2 separate regions of the Homo sapiens genome follow, and region 2 is linked to region 1. The links are chromatin loops, found by intact Hi-C in ENCODE. Cell type or tissue: GM12878. All regions are shown on one strand.

What was found. A loop is a pair of places that touch in the nucleus more often than their neighbours do. Peaks named below come from ENCODE experiments on the same cell type or tissue, not always from the same donor. Only the 100,000 strongest peaks of a DNase experiment are listed, where the experiment ranks them.
Region 2: it touches region 1 in a loop (5-fold over the local background); 3 of 110 quality-filtered maps call a loop at or near these places.

The regions. Positions count from the first base shown.
Region 1 is chr2:212,685,354-212,687,853 of GRCh38, reverse strand. No RefSeq gene overlaps it. Among named protein-coding and RNA genes, the nearest start is that of LINC01878, 110 kb to the left of the region's middle. In GM12878, a CTCF peak has its summit at 1,370 (motif pointing left); a DNase peak (open chromatin) is centred at 1,323.
Region 2 is chr2:213,015,003-213,017,502 of GRCh38, reverse strand. All of the region lies in intron 7 of IKZF2 (IKAROS family zinc finger 2), which reads left to right. Among named protein-coding and RNA genes, the nearest start is that of MIR4776-2, 90 kb to the right of the region's middle. In GM12878, no CTCF peak of the experiment used is centred here; a DNase peak (open chromatin) is centred at 1,542; H3K4me3 peaks cover 2,243 bases; H3K27ac peaks cover 2,500 bases.

The sequences.
Region 1 (2,500 bases):
ATTTGTTAGGCCCTTGCTATGTGCCAGGTCCATGCAAGGTGTTTATGTGAATTATCTTAGTTAAGTGAATTCTCAGAACAACTAAGGAAGGTAGATCCTACTATTTCCTCTATTTCACCCATGGAAAAATTGAAATACAGAAAGTTGGAGTAATTTGGCCGGGCGCGGTGGCTCACGCCTGTAATCCCAGCACTTTGGGAGGCCAGGGCGGGCAGATCACGAAGTCAGGAGATCGAGACCATCCTGGCTAACACGGTGAAACCCTGTCTCTACTAAAAATACAAAAAATTAGCCGGGCGTGGTGGCGGGCGCCTGTAGTCCCAGCTACTCGGGAGGCTGAGGCAGGAGAATGGCGTGAACCGGGGAGGAGGAGCTTGCAGTGAGCCGAGATCGCGCCACTGCACTCCAGCCTGGGCGACAGAGCGAAACTCTGTCTCAAAGAAAAAAAAAAAAAAAAAAAGTTGGAGTAATTTACCGAAGGTCACAAAGCCGATGATGGAGCCGCTAGAAATTTAATGTTACTCCAGCAGAAGAATCTGTGTTTTCGAAGACCAAGTACAGAAGGCAACATTTTACCCAAAAGAATAACTCTCTAAAAGTGGAGTTTTAGGTACTTTATCCTCCTGAGATAGGATAAAACTGAATTTTTCCTTTTTTTTTTTTTTTTTTTTTTTTTTGATGGAGTCTCACTCTGTCACCAGGCTGGAGTGCAGAGTGGTGTGATCTCGGCTCACTGCAACCTCTGCCTCCCGGGTTCAAGCGATTCTCCAGCCTCAGCCTCCCCAGTAGCTGGGACTACAGGCACAGGCCACCACGCCCGGCTAAATTTTGTACTTTTAGTAGAGACGGGGTTTCACCATGTTGGCCAGGAATGAATTTTTTTTTTTCCACAGTGATAAAAAGTAGTTTACTTCTGGTCACTGCAAACTGCAAAGCCTTTAAGGACCTCTAGTTTACACTTATTATGAGGAGGTATCGTCGATACTATTCTGGGACACAGATGAAGAGGAATTTTCTAAAGATATGTTGTAAAATATGTTTTAAAACTAGAAATGCAAAAACTTTCGGTGCCCTGGGATTCAGAGAGTCCAGAACAATAAAGTCAAAGCTATAACTGTAGTCTCTCAGGAAAGGTTACTGAATATGTTTTAAATTGTATTTGCTTAGGATTGTCCTGATTCTATTGAACTTTGCATGTAACATACATAGCTTGTGTACCAGCAAGCACTGCCTAAGAAAAAGATGGCTCTGTGAAGCGTGAACTCTTATGGTAGAAAACAGCACTATGACCGCTGAATAAAGAGGATTAAATAGTAAAACACATTTTGAGCCAGCACAAAAGAACAATGCATGGCACGCTTCCGCCACCTTGTGGAGTGACATATATTCGCATGTCTTTTAGGAACCCAAAGCAATTTTTTCATAAACTTTTTTAAAAAGAATTAAAGAAATGGCAATATTATTTTCAAACACGTTGCCCATTCTTCTGTGTCCTTAATGATTACAGTGTAACTAAGGCACATTTCTGGTGCCCAAAAAGAACGTTATATGTTTATATACTTTATTTTGGTGATCTAAATAATACCTGTTATTTTAAAAAAAAAAAGTAGTAATGAAATAATCTTCCTTCCCACCTTTTCCCTAATTTACACCTGTGAAGGGGATATTAAATCAAATCTAATTTAAGATAATACAAACATAAATTGTTCCACATATAGTCTTTTAGATTTGGTGAATAATGCATATCATGATCAGTATCCAGGGTTCTAGGTTTTTTGTTTTAATATGCATTTGTAAAATTAATGAATATAGGCAGGGCACGGTGGTTGACACCTGTAATCCCAGCACTTTGGGGGGCCAAGACAGGCGGATTACGAGGTCAAGAGATCGAGACCATCCTGGCCAACATGATGAAACCCCGTCTTTACTAAAAACACAGGCACACGCCTGTAGTCCCAGCACCTTGGGAGACTGAAGCAGGAGAATCGCTTGAACCCAGGAGGCGGAGGTTGCAGTGAGCCGAGATCATGCCACTGCACCCCAGCCTGGTGACAGAGTGAGACTCTGTCTCAAAAAAAAAAAAAAAAAAAAGTAATGAATATAGGTGTTAGGGTGCTATATAATACTCATAATAGGGGCATGTAAAAAGAAGAAAAAGTGTCAACCGATTGGTGGAACTTTCCACTTTAAAGACAGCCCAAGCCACAGTTTTCTGTTAATTTTGCTTCATTTTGGTAGACTGAAAATTTATATGCTTTAGGTAAAGAAGTCCATATACAGGCAATTTCACTATACCACCTGTTTTGAATTTGAAAATTTTTCATTTAGATTAAAAAGATAAAATTGGGACACCCAATATCCCAGTTAAATGATGAAAAAAACTATTTCTTCCTTTCCTTTATGTATGTAATCTCTAGTACTCCTATGAACAATGAATATTCCTGACACTGAGAGCTATTATATTCCAATCAGATATCTTTTGACAGACATTTAGAATTTA
Region 2 (2,500 bases), 330 kb before region 1:
TAAATAGTAGTGTCATTCAGTGATATGGTAATTAGTAGTGTCATTCAGTGATATGGTAATTAGGAAAATAGAAGAAAGAAAGGTAAATGGAGATTTTACTTCTTTTACTATATTCTTTTATGTCTCCATGAAATAGGCAAATAAAACTGTCTAGGAAGATGTTAAATATATAGATCTCAAGCTCTTGAGAGGGGTCTGAGTAGGAAACAAAGATGCAGGATCCATCATAATTTATGTAGTGGCCCAACGTAGTAGTTTTTAATAAGGCAATACGGATAAGTACAGAGTGAGACATCAAGAAGGCCAAGAACACACTAGCAGGAAAAAAATTTCATGAAGATGAGTAAGAGCAGAGTAGGAACATGGAAAGAGTGATTTCACAGAAGCCAAAGCAAGTGTCAGCACTGCCAAATGCTGTCAAGAAAATAACTAAGATAACTGTAAAGTTTTTTTTTTAGATCGGGTAACACGGAGAAAATTTGCAACAATATAGAAGACATCTGTTGTTTTTGCCTGCCTGACATCCCTTCCTCCTTCTCTTGATAACAAGAGTGCCCATTTACCTTTAGAGAACTTTCCTGTTGCATGTAGCTGTGGTGGGACCCTCAGTCCAGGTACTCTGCCCTCTCCTGCTCAGGAGCTAGACATGTGATCTAACCTAGGTCCCTCAGACTTGGAATTTGAATTTGGGTGAACTGTTTGGTTTTTCAAAAGAATACATTGGGAATACACTTATGGTTTTGCCGTTATGGTTATCAACGTGATGAAACAGTGATCTAATGGAATTATGTTTTTATCTTGGTTATAACCTCAAATATAAGGTCAAAGAGGATGTTTGGTTATAAAGTTTGTTCAAACAGGGGAAGTTACCTTATTGGTATATCTTTAGCCCAGATTAATGTCTATGTGATTAATGCATTATTGAGATATCTAGAGAATTTGTTTTATGTTTCTAGCAATGTATACACAGAAATATTTTGATGAGTTGCACCCAGATCCATGAAGCAAAACAAAATCAGATTGGTTACATAATTAAGGAAAAATGTATCAGGTCTTTACCCAATGGCAGACCTTACAAATATGTCTGACTGGTTTACAAAAAGTCAATGCTCAAAATACCTCTACAAAGAGTAGTATAGCGTAATGGTTGAGCCAGGCTCTGGAGCCAGACTCCTAGTAGTAATAACATTCTCTACTAACTAGATGTAAACCCTGAGGAAATTACTTAACATCTCTGGGTCTTTCTGTTCTCATCTGTACAGTGAAGATGGTATTACACCTATTTCATGGAGTTTCTGGATGAATTAAATTAATTATTAAATGCAAAGCCTTAAAACAGCACACAGCACATAGTATACGTCAGTTATTATTATTGCCGATGTGGTAGAAACAAGATCAATTTTTGACATGAAAAGGGCTATTGTAAAGTAGAAATTAGATCAGAACTCTGCCAAAATCATCATTTTCAGTTCACATGAGCTTCATTGAACTCGGGACAAATCATCTGAATTGAGGTGGATGTGGTGTGGGACAGTTCCCACACCCAGGTTTCGTTTTGAGTGTTAAATGCGTTCAAATATGAAAATTCAGGGTGAAACTTAGAGCAAAACTGCCAGGTTTTGGACTACTCATTTCAGAACAAATTAGCATATTTAATTTTGGGGGCAAACCCGTTAACCAGTTTTGCTAGTTTTTTAGCAAAATTTACAACAACATTTTTTTTTTCTTGCCAAATTCTTTCATTTTGGATCTTGGTCTGACATATTTTCATCTTTGGTCCATACTTGGACTGCTTTTTAGTTTTATTGTTATTTCTAATAATGTAGTAAGTGCTTGTAAATCCATCATCCAAACAAAAAGTTAAGATTTTGACCACAATTTGTATCTCATTACCTGGTTCTCCACCACACCACCACCACTGTGCCATTCTTCTGACTCCCCTTACGTGAATTGGTCATCCTTGAATGTTTTTGAAATTCTTTGCTTTTTTGTTGACTCTTTTACTTTTGTGTCACTTTTTTAGTTGTTACTAAAAGAGAATATAATGTTTTATACATAATATCTTGGGACATACTTTTTCAATGTGATAACATCATTAATGATATAGTGCAGACAATGATCTGTTTCCTTGTTCCTCAGTCTCACCTTGAAACTTTTTTCCAAATTAACATCTAATAATTGCACAATCCCTTGCTATTCATAGCCAGAGGACTTCTTATTAAATGTAGATTACAATTCAATTTTTTTGACCCATCTATAGGTTAATCAAAACTTGGATGGAATGTTGATTTCTTTAAACATGTCCAAATCATGAAAACATTTTTTCACACTATGTTTCATTTTCTTCAAAATTGGTAACCTATTGGTTATTAAATACATCAACTGAATTGTGCACTGAATTTTCCTACCTTTCATCTCTTGCTTTCTCACTTATTTTTGTGTCTGCCAAGAGGATCCCCTTATAAATGAGACTACATTTTTTTGTACACAGTGGGACTAT